Regions from separate parts of the Homo sapiens genome. Here region 2 is linked to region 1. Evidence: chromatin contacts called from ENCODE Hi-C data. All regions are on one chromosome and are shown on one strand. The core of a region is the stretch at or near the end of the contact, and the rest is flanking DNA. Distances in the headings are between cores, read along the strand shown.

Region 1 (5,731 bases), core at 1,507-4,006:
TGGAAAAAATAAAAACCATTACCATTTTGAAGAATTTCACTACTGGTATTGAATTTTCTTTTGTTTCTGTCAGCTTCATTAATCAATCAATATTACTCTAAGTACCCTTACAAATATATTCTTCTAGTTCTTATTCTTAGGATCCCAAACAATTCCTACAGCGAATTTATAATTTATATTAGACTTATTCAAAATAATTACATATGTTTCATCAGCGGTGCTTTTAGAAAGCTTTAGCTTTCAGTATGAGATCTCTATCTTAACATCAACACTTTTTGCAATCATCGCTTACAGTGTACCTTTGAAATCCCTTAATTTAGACCATACGCAGTCACTAAAATCAGCTAATTTTTACTTTCACAACCTTACAATCACTCCTTAACTCCTGTCCCCATCATTAGCCCAAAGGCTGCAGGTACTTTACAAATTAGAAGTTTCCTAATAAGAACATACTCCCTAGGTGAATATTTATCAAGTAACTAAAATATCTTAGCTATAAGGGATGTTCATAATCTAAACACTTCAGAGAAGTATAAATTAAATTATGTCAAGTCTCTTTCAAGTAGGTAAAGTTAATTTCCACTTTACCAAAAAGAAGAGTTTGGTAAGAGTAATTTTCCTAAAAATGACACTGTGGGCTGCGAGGAGAATTCACTCTCCTTAGCCACACAAGGTGACATGAGAGGCCCTCAGCCCGGTGTTTGGCCTCTATCAGCAACATAAACACACATTCTGTGGGTAAGGAGAGTAGCTGTTCTCCAATGACATCAAACTCGTAAGAGCAGGGATATAGTTTAAACATCTCTAACCTCCTCTTCATGAATCCACCATTCAGGAATGTTTTTTGTCGCCCCACTGTCTAACATCCACAGTCCAATGGTTATCTTTAGCCAGTTTTAGGACAACTATTTTAATCGTAGAACTCTGGAGTTCGAAGGACCCTTAAAAATCACATAGTTCAATTCCTTTATCTAACTGAGTGGGAAACAAAGTTTTCCAAAAAAAAGTTACGTCGTGTGGCGGGTTTGTGGCAAATCCAGGCCTAGAATTAAGAGATGCAACCAAACATCTGAAACTCGGCCTTCGTATTTATCCTTTACCACTAACATCTTTATATTATGTCATGTCAATGGGAGTATACACACGCCCTTTCAGTGTTTTCAGATACACACTGCGGTAGACAAAGTAAACTACTACAGTTCTCATTCTCTACTTCATAAAGAATTCCAAAATGGAGGAAAAATTCAATAAAGATTGCAAAAACCAGTGTAGGGAAACTGGTGTGTGTGCAGGAGGAGATATTAGTTTAATAGTTTTGCTTTCCACTGCATACTGTTCTAAGATTTTTAGCCCTCTAACTGATCTTCAAGGTAATAATTGTCCACATTTGGCTAAATAATCTCATGTCATCATGAGTGGGTATCAAGTTAATGGTCATCACCACGAATATATAGTTCAGTCTTATATTCAATCCCTTTCATCATCTATAATGTAATTCCATTTTAATAGACTTACGGAAAGATATACAAAAAATATACAACAGTGGCTGCCTCTGAGAAGGATGAAGGCTTGTATGGAGGAGAGGAAAGAGGGCTTAATTTACACTGTATACTCTTCACTGTTGTTTGAAATGTTTACCCTACTTATATATTCATTCATTAAACATTTTCCTCTTGAAATACATACCTATATGCATGTAACTGTATTACTAAATATTTCAACAATTTAATTTTTTCTCTTTTAAATAATTTTTCAGTATCATTCACAAAACCTCCTAGAAAATTTCAGCAAAGAGAAGAAACAACACAGTCACAACACTCAAAGCAGAGTTCCAGGATTTAAAGTCTAAGAACATATATAGATGAATGAGAGGTTTTATTAAGGGGGACTGAGTTCAAAAACCTTTTGTGGGAAAGCTCTTCCCTGTATTTAAACGGCTAGGTTTAAAAATGTGATTTAAGCAGGGATTCCCGCCTCGAGGCGGGGGGAGGCGGAAAAAAACACCTTACGGTGTGAAAAGCAGAAATTAAAATGTGGTTTCTATCCTCTCAGCCGGGGCCAGAGGAGTGGGTGGGGAGGATAAGGACCTTGGAACCGTCACGTTCACCGGAGAAAGGGGCAAGACTGAGGAGTTTCTCCAGGACCCGCAGCCTCGGTTAGAGGCAGCGGCAGTTCCGGGCAAACGAGTCGCGTTCGGGGACGTTCCTTGGACTCATGTAACTGAGAAACCCCACGCACTGAATCTCCACATGGAGTTTCCTCTTAATGGAGCTGGGAAGAGGGACGGCGGGAATGGATTTCCTTTAACGAGTCTCCCTCACCCTCCCCGGCCAGGGCGCACCTCACTCGCTGTCTGCTTGTGTCAGGGTCAGCTGTCAACACAACTCTTTGTGTCTCATTCGGAATAAGAGTGGTCCTCAGCCATGCACAGAAAAATGGACATGCTGGCCGGAAGACACGCGCGCCCGCTCGTGACGAAGTGACATTTGGTGTTGAGGAAAAAAACCCACAGACGCCGAGCGAGCGCCCAGCCACCTCTGGACGTTCTCAACTTTCCCAGGCTGAACTCCATCCATCCTCTCCCCGCCACCTCCGCGGCGCCCTACCTGTCGCCCGCCCGCCTGCCCGGCACCCCCTCACTGCCCCTGGGCTCGGGGAGACGAACCAGGTGCCCCCTCGCCGCCTCCGCCGGGGGACCCCGCGCTACTCGGCGCGCCGCAGCTCCCTCGTCCCACCCCCGGGCCGTCTCGCTCCCGCCACAAAGGCAGCGAGTAGAGCCCGGTGACAGGCCTTCGGCCTCTGGGCGCGGACAGCACGGCCGGGTCCCTTCGGTGGGCGACGCGAGGCGGCAGGGAAGGCAGGCACGGCTCCCAGGTTGGCACTGGCGCTCCCTCGCCACCCGCACGCGCTCCGCTCACACCCCCGCTGAGCTTCCCATCCCTCCGGAAAAGTCCGCTGCGGCGCTTCCCCGCGCGGCCAGGGCGTCCAGCCCGCCAAAGGGCAGCTCCTGCCGGTCACAGGCGAGCTCCCGCGCCCGGTTCGCGACCTCTCACCTCCTGCCCGCGCCCCGGAGTCCCCGCGGCCGCTCACCTGGCCCTAGCGGGGCGCGAGGGCAGAGGACCAGGGGGTGGCCCTCGGCTCGGCCGGGCTGGTCTCCCCACCCCCAGTGCCGTTCCCTGCGCCGCGCTGCGCTCCGCTGCTCCGGCCGCCCGACTCCGAGGTGCTAGCGCCGCCGGCGGCTGGCGTCTCTCTGGCAGGCGCGCGGTCCGCGCGCTCAGTTCCCCGGGGCGGAGCGAGGCGGCGGCCGCCGCAGCCGGAGGCGGATTCCTCAGGTGCTGCCCCTCCCGCCCGCCCTGGCCTCCGCAGCGGGGACCCCCGCGCCCCCTCCCCCCGCCCCGCCTCGCGCCTTCCCGCTGCCTCGGCGTCCGCGAGTGGCTTTTGGGGGTCCCTCGCCCTCTGTGAGGGTGGTGGGCGCGCATTTCTCCCCTACCCCCCTCCAACGACGCCCCCCGCCCAGCCTGTGGAGCCCTCGATGCGCGGTCCTCACGCCTCCATTCCCAAACCCCGCCGCACAGACGAACGCGCAGCCCCGCGGGGGTGTACAGGGGGTCGTGCGGGGGGGGGGTCTTCTGTGAGGGAGGGCTGCACCCCAGTGTGCTGACGCGCGAAGCCAGGAGGAAAAATTATTTCCCCTGGAGCCCGCGTTCATTCAGCCTGCTCTCGCCTCTGCGCAATTGCTTTCTCTGTTCACTGGACGGCGGCTGAAGAGCCCCAAGCGTGAACTCGGCCTGGGCAGTGGTGGCTCGGAAACCCTTGGCCTTTTGCATGAAGGGGGTAGGGTGGGGGCAGGGCGCGGACAAAACCAAACAAACCCGGGAGCTCCGGGCCCAAGCCGACTTTTGCACCTCCCGGAGGAGCACGCCCTCCGGCCCCGGGCCCCGGCTCGTCGGTAGCCTCCCGGGACCACGGGGACGGCTCCACCCCAGGGCAGCCGCGTCCAGCTGGCCCTGGGCCTTGACGGGTGCTGCGGGGAAAAGGTTCTTGAGAGATGCTGCGGCCCGGTAGAGAGATTTAGCTCCACTTTTCACAGCTGGAGGCTTTTGTTATTAGAGATGCGGCTCCATTTTTAAAACTAATTGTTGCCACAGATAGGCGACTACATCTCTGGAAGCAGCAGCTCCATGCTGGATGTGGTGGAAGAATCGAGGTAAGGAAAGGCTGATGTATTTTGAGTGCCTTTAGTGCAGTACAGCCCGGGGGAGCTCCCCGTGTGCGTGGGAGTGGGGAGGCAGCCGCGGCGCCCAGGCCCGGGTGGGTTGGAATCATTGTCAAGTGATAGGTACCATTTAAAGACATTGTCAATTAAACTAGTTCTCATACGATGTCCCAGTACTTTTGTTTGCTTGTCTTGCATTTTTCTTTTTTGCCATATCCGAAATACATTTTTTTCTTTCCTGTCACTTTTGATCCATGCAGAGGGAATGGACTGGAAGTTTGGAATCACCGGAAAATAACAAGGCATAGCTAAGCTGTGACTAGCAAGATAAACGATTTGTTCGAGGTTTGATTGTCCTTTCCCTCCTCCACTCGGAAGACATAGTTGTCTTTTTTTAAATCATGTTTTGTACCGAAATATTTTTATTTTATAATTGAATCCCTGTTGTTGGGCCTTTAAAAACCCATAGAAACATTGTTATGTGCCACGAAGGTGGGAAACACGGCTTTCTCAGTCATTGCTGTACTCCCACAATTCTGGGTCATGCACACAATACAGGTTTAGTAAATAAAATCCGTATGTTTTTGGCCCCACGCGGTGGCTCATGTCTGTAGTCCCAGCGCTTTTAGCCTGGGTGACAGAGACCCTGACTCAAGAGTGTGTGTGTGTGTGTGTGTGTGTGTGTGTGTGCGCGCGCGCGCGCGGGCGGGCTTTAAAATAACTACAACAGAAAGGTGCAGATGATTAGCAATAGCTAAAAGAATCCAAAGTCACTTAGTAAACTCATCATGAGAACTGGCCATACACGTGGAAAAGACAGTGCTGTAGAAACTGAAATTTTAAGTTCACCTGGTGAATATAAACTAAGCTCATAGAAGTTAAAGCAGGTGAGAATCTTTTGAAAAACTCAACCCATCACAAGGTCTGTAGAGTGTGTGGGGGTTGGGCAGAAGCAAAACACCTTCCAATTTAAAGATAAGGACACTGAACAAGGAGCCGCTTTAAAGTAAAACCACCAGTGCAGTTTTCTCTCTTAGTGCAAGGACCATTTGTTGAGTGCCAGGTACACTAGACCCTAGAAATGTGAAAGCAAATCTGGCAGTCACTCAAGGACCATAGTCTAATATTACAGGACTCTGGTATTCATTCTTCATCCATTCAACAGATATTGAGCACCTAATGTGAGTTAGACGGCACAATATATCAGTAGTAGTGGTGATTTGTCAGTAAACAAGGCAAGTCCCTAACAAGGGTAAAAGTGAGAGTAATCTATATATCCTGGTAGATTGAAAAGAGTTCAATGCCATCTTCATTAGATAACAAACTCCCAGCCGGGTACAGTGTCTCACGCCTGTAATCCCAGCCCTTTGGAGGCCAAGGCAGGTGGAACACTTGAGGTCAGGAGTTCGAGACCAGCCTGACCAACATGGTGAAACCCCATCTCTACTAAAAATGCAAAATTAGCTAGGTGTTGGTGGCACACACCTGTATTCTCAGCTACTTGGGAGGCTGAGG
Region 2 (5,965 bases), core at 577-3,076, 460 kb before region 1:
GCCCGCCGAGCCCACACCCACCCGGAACTCCCGCTGGCCCGTGATCGCGGGGCACAGCAGCCCCGGTTCCCGCCCACGCCTCTCTCTCCACACCTCCCTGCAAGCAGAGGGAGCTGGCTCCGGCCTCAGCCAGCCCAGAGAGGGGCTCCCACAGTGCAGCAGCGGGCTGAAGGGCTCCTCAAACGCGGCCAGAGTGGATGCCCTGGCCTGAGGAGGTGCTGAGAGCGAGCGAGGGCTGCTAGCACGTTGTCACCTCTCACCAGCACTTTGGGAGGCCGAGGCGAGTGGATCAGGAGTTCCAGACCAGCCTGGTCAACATGGTGAAACCCTGTCTCTACTGAAAATACAAGATTAGCTGGGTGTGGTTGTGCATGCCTGTAATCCCAGGTACTCGGGAGGCTGAGGCAGGAGAATCACGTGAACCCGGGAGGTGGAGGTTGCAGTGACCCGAGATCTCGCCATTGCACTCCAGCCTGGGCAACAAGAGCAAAACTCTGTCTCAAAAAACAAAACAAAACAAAACAGAACAAACTTAAACTGAAATACGCATGCATTTATTGGTAGGTAGTGCAGAAGGCTGGTGCAGGGGTTATGAAGAATGCTATGAAGTTTCAAGTATGGCAACCAGCATATGCATTCACGTTTGCTATGTGTGCTCAGGTGTGAGAGCCAGAGCGTGAAAATTACTTCTGCTCACGGGGAGTCCAGTATATACACTATCTTGTCCTCTCGGGAACTCTATAAAGTAGAAATTGTTACGCTACAGATTATTAAAACAAGAAAAAAACAGGCTCAGTAAAGGTAATTGAATTATTTTGGGTGCTGCAGCCAACCACCAAGTTGCAATGACCAAATCGGAGCCAAATAAATTGCTCACTTCTGGTCCGTCTCATGTCCCCATCTAAATTACATCATTAATTTACAATCCTTTGGCATTTTTCATAATCTAGACAGCACTTTCCCTTCTTTCGTCTGTTTAAGTCTTGCCATTCTTCCTACCTCTCTGAGGAAGGAGTTCATAAGAGTAGGAATAGGCTATTAAATTCTAACCATTTCAGATAACCATAAGTATCCTGATTTATCATATTGCCATAAATAAGCCTAGGAGACCCTACTTCATAAATGGTTTCTTGTCTGTACATTAGGTAATCGGTGTGAATTTCCATAAGTCTCTAAATTCAAAGCATTAATGAACCACAAATAGGCTTTTAACAATTGAATCCCGGTTGCTATTCTTGACCTTTTCATTTATTTTCAGAGACCACTTCTCATTTAAGTGACACTTAGCAACTAAAAAGATTCACAGAGTGATTCAGAGTCGAGTATGATGTCCTCACTGTTGAATGCTCATAGAATATTTTTTCTCTTTCCATAGTCTTGAGGACCAACGCAAACGTCTAGAGGATGTGGGATTCTTACCTGCTAACATATCTTTGGCATTAACTCCCCAAATCTTTGAATGCAAGGCACGCTTACCTGACACCCTAAACTGCTAGTTTAGGGACACCCGCCGCAGAGCGGAATCGTTCAAGGTCACTGGGGCTGCAGGTGCGGGGCCTTAACCAGCGCTGCCGATCCGTCAGCTCTCGGCCCACCCTTGGGGATCCCCATCGCCCACTGCGACCTAGCTGGGAGAACCCAGTCCGCCCGCCCTCCCGGTGGCCGGTCTTGGAACCGCGCTTCTGGAAGGTTCCTGAGTGGCTGGCAGTGGGGGCGGCTCCAGGAAGCCGGGGCGGAGCGGGCGGCGTTGGAGTCTCGGGCTACGCCTCCCTGGGCCGCTCCGCCCCGCCCGTTGTCGGAAGCCGCGCTCCGCCAGGCAGGAGACACTGTGGTCGGGAGTAGGCAGCGGCGCCGCGTCCGCTCTCGCCCGCTCTCGCCCGCTCGCCAGCCGGCTCTCCTCCCGCCGCAGGACCCGCGCGCCGCGCTCGGGGGCCATGCAGCGCCTGGCCATGGACCTGCGGATGTTGTCCCGGGAGCTCTCCCTCTACCTGGAACACCAAGTCCGGGTGGGGTTCTTCGGCTCGGGGGTGGGCTTATCCCTTATCCTGGGCTTCAGCGTCGCTTATGCCTTCTACTACCTGAGCAGCATTGCCAAGGTGAGCCGGGGGTGGCGCAGGGCCGCGGGCTGCTGGGCCAGGAGCTAGGGTAGCAGGCGCGGCGCGAGGCTGCGCGGCCAGGGGCGGTCGGCAGCCCCGGGGATAGGCGGCGAGCTGCTCCCGAGCGGCAGCCCCCAGCGCGCGCGGGAAAGCCAACAGGCCCCGCCCGTTCGCCCGCCCCCTGGGGGTCCCGGCCGGGTGGTCCTCGGAGCGCAGCCTGAACCCGGCTGACTTCTGCGCTGCGGCGCTGCCCGGTCACCGATCGCGAAGCCGGCGGCGCACTCGGGAACGCCGTGGCGCTTTTGAAAATGACTCCGGGCAGGGCACGGTGGCTCACGCCTGTAATCTCAGCACTTTGGGAGCCCGAGGCGGGTGGATCACCTGAGGTCAAGAGTTCGAGACCAGCCTGACCAAAATGGTGAAACCCCGTTACAATTACAAAAAATTAGCCGGGCGTGGTGGCGGACGCCTGCAATCCCAGCTACTCGGGAGGCTGAGGCAGGAGAATCCCCTGAACCCGGGAGGCGGAGTTAAAAACAAACAAACTCCCTTATCGCGATTCTCGCCTTCCCCTCGGGGCATTGGCGAAACCCCCGTTTCAGTCCTCTGTGACTGTGAATTTTTTGCGTCAGCCCTCCAGAAAGAGTTGTAATCGGAGGAAGCGCGCGCGCGAGCGACAAGTCTTTGCCGGTTTCTGGTTTACGGTTGGCAGAAACTTTGCTCTGGGCCCTTCTCTGATACTGCTTTTCCCTTCAGAAACCCCAGTTAGTGACCGGGGGTGAGAGTTTCAGCCGCTTCCTTCAAGACCACTGTCCCGTGGTTACAGAAACGTACTACCCGACGGTCTGGTGCTGGGAGGGTCGAGGACAGACCCTGCTTAGACCTTTCATCACTTCGAAGCCCCCGGTGCAGTACAGGAAGTAAGTGAATTTCCGTTTTCAGTCATTTCTGCAAAATCACAGGTTGTTTGTTTGCTTGCTTGCTTATTCCCAGTTCTTGGTTAATAGAATCTGCTTTAGGAAGTATATAGAACAGAAAGAGGGAATGAAAATGGAAGGTACGTCCCCGGCTCCACCCCCAGCTGCAGGAAAATACCCCAGCTGCAGGTATTTGCCTCCTGGTCCCCGCCCTAACCGCCAACCTGATGTAAATGGTTTATTTTTAGGATGAGAGAAGTGTTTGGGGATTACTGTCTCGCAGTTTGTCATACATCTGTCAGAAAGACCCAGATCTTTTGATGATCTGCATTCATTCATTGATAAGTAGCAGATACTGGGGGGGGGGGTGGGGTGAGAAGGATGCCACTTAATTTGGGTTTTGGGCGATTTATTGGTGTAAAATGACTTCCTATTGACAGGCAAATGGGATCTTGATGATAATAGCTCTTGATGTGTTAAAGATACGGTCCAGGATTTATCAGGAACCAGATTTAAATGGTGCCTGTTATTAATTTCCCTTAGTCATCTATCCTTCTGGAGTTTATTTTGTTGCCTGGAACTTGCACTGTTTGTTTGGGAAAATTCTGTAAGTTCATGAATACTATGTGAGAAATAATTTAAATTATTTCAGAAGAAAATCTTGAAGTATACTATACAAGGAGACTGCATTATTGAGTCCAAAGAGCTAGAGCAGTGGTCAGAGATTAGATCAGCATTTTACTTACTCAGACTTCCCTGTCGCATTAGTTGAGTGACCTCAATCAAACAAGGGTTAAATGCTGGATGTTTTGGAGTAATGAGTAAGTATTCATTTATCTTAATAATTAGCAGTTCATTTTTATATACGACCTTGTACGGAGGTTGCTGGAAATACTTGATGGTACTAATCTTCATAAAATCCTTCTAATGAAAGAAAATGATATGTAGATCGAGATATGGGTGTGTGTTCGTGAATGCTGGAAAAATGTTATTTTTTGATGAGCAAATAATGTCATGTGTTTAGAATTAAAATTAAGACATGACTTAAAACATGTAAATAGTAATGTCTTCTGAATTATTCCTTTCAGTGAACTTATTAAAACTGCAGATGGAGGACAGATTTCACTGGACTGGTTTGATAATGATAACAGTACGTGTTATATGGATGCCAGCACCAGACCTACTATCTTATTGTTGCCTGGCCTCACGGGAACAAGCAAGGAGTCATATATCCTTCATATGATCCATCTTAGTGAAGAATTAGGATACAGGTACCAGTAAAAGATTTCTTTTTTTTCACTTGATCCATTCCAAATGAAGTACAAATATATCTACATGTTTGTTTCAGAAATACTTAGTACTTCTTGCATAGAAAAGCAGTCCCTTAAATTATTATTTTTCTCTGCATTCTTTTTTTCCTCTTTCTTTTCAGGAAGATGCATAACTGAATCATCTCACAAGAAATGTCACTTAGCATAGTAGACACTCTGCAGATTTAGGCTGAGTTAATGAATGAAATTAGAATCATCTGAGCATTGACTGAGCCCTTCCCCCCATCCCCACCCCAATGGAGAGTGTGTTATGGAGGGAGAACAGCAATTACAGACCCCTGAGAGAGTACACAGTGGCCGTCATGCCACATTCTGGGGCCTGGATTCACTAATCTTGTCGCCCTGGCTCAGCTCCCAAGTGCAAAAAATATTCAGAATCAGCTTGTAGGTTGTCCCTATTTATCAAAGGTGATCTCTGCCTCTTCTGACCACCTGAGTTTGCAGGTGCACTTGGCTAGTCTCCAGTTGTTGATGCCACAGCTTTTCTGAGTAACCATTATTAAGCTCAGTCACCAGGTACAATTTAATTTTTTGCAAGTGATTAGCAACTTTGAGTTTCAAGTTCAGCTCTAGAATCTTAGAGTCATTATAAAAGGTACTGCTTTTTTGTGCCTCAGCTTTTTTTTTTAGCTGATAATTATTGTAATGGAACACTCTGTGAGTTGTATTTAAAGTAGAGTTGTATCTTTTGTTAAACTTGAAACACTTGTGTGAAAAGCTGATGGTAAGTTTACCTTAAAAAAATAATTTTAGGCTGGTCACAGTGGCTCATGCCTGTAATCCCAGCACTTTGGAAGGCGTAAAGCCGGTGGATTGCTTGAGCCCAGGAGTTCGAGACCAGCCTGGGCAACATGGTGAGACCTAGTCTACAAAAATTAGCAGGGCATGGTGGCATGCACCTATAGTTCCAGCTACTGACAAGGCTGAGGTAGGACGATCAGTTGAGCCCGGGAGGTAGAGACTGTAGTGAACCATGATCGTGCCACTGGACTCCAGCCTGGATGACAGAGTGACACCTTGGGCAAAAAGAAAAAAAAAAAAAAGGAAAGAAGAACATTTTGATGTTTGATGTAAAGGGGAAAATTCCATGATAGCTAACTTAATTTTAACAAGTTAATTCTGATCTTTTATAAATAATAGCCTATTTTGTCCATGAAGTAACATTCTCTCAAGAACTATGATGTTCAAGAATTATATTCAAGAAATTTGCTTAGCAGTAGCAGGAATTCATCATTATTCCATGTTTAAGCACCATACAGTTAGATGTGAGGCTTGGTTCCTTTTTTTTTTTTTTTTTTTTTTTGAGGCCAAATCTGGCTCTGTTGCCCAGCATGGAGCGCAGTGGCATGATCATGGTTCACTGCAGTCTCTTACAGGCGTGAGTTAATGCTCCCAGCCTGGTTCCATTTTTTTTTTTTTTTTTTTTTTGGCTAAAACTTAGTCATGCTCAGAAAGTACAGAAGATCATAATGCCTTTTGTACATATTTAAATTACTGCTTCTAGATTTGGCCTGAGCTGTCTCTCAAGACTTAGAACTGCTTTTAAAAACAACGTGGGCCAGGTGCAGTGGCTGACGCCTGTAATAACAGCACTTTGGGAGGCCGAGGCAGGTGGATCACT

Evidence for each region. Hi-C counts contacts between places; a loop is a spot of excess contacts on that map. Pooled maps may share reads with other maps.
Region 2: a loop to region 1 is called in a map of chondrocyte, with 6 times the contacts of the local background. The contact joins the promoter of ABHD3 here to the promoter of GREB1L-DT in region 1. A Hi-C loop is called at or near these places in 1 of 168 maps with a recorded cell type or tissue (chondrocyte) and 2 of 50 pooled maps.

The regions. Positions count from the first base shown.
Region 1 is chr18:21,239,753-21,245,483 of GRCh38, reverse strand. It overlaps GREB1L-DT (GREB1L divergent transcript), which reads left to right and starts at 2,756. Exons shown (of 3, transcript NR_183513.1): 1 at 2,756-2,874; 2 at 4,149-4,207; 3 at 4,477-4,809. GREB1L (GREB1 like retinoic acid receptor coactivator) reads right to left here and starts at 3,252. Exons shown (of 33, transcript NM_001142966.3): 1 at 3,091-3,252.
Region 2 is chr18:21,700,635-21,706,599 of GRCh38, reverse strand. ABHD3 (abhydrolase domain containing 3, phospholipase) reads left to right here and starts at 1,826. Exons shown (of 9, transcript NM_138340.5): 1 at 1,826-2,096; 2 at 2,853-3,016; 3 at 4,102-4,284. The coding sequence starts at 1,935. It also overlaps a transcript of MIB1 not described here. RefSeq lists enhancers at 1,419-1,488, 2,949-3,098 and a silencer at 1,659-2,428.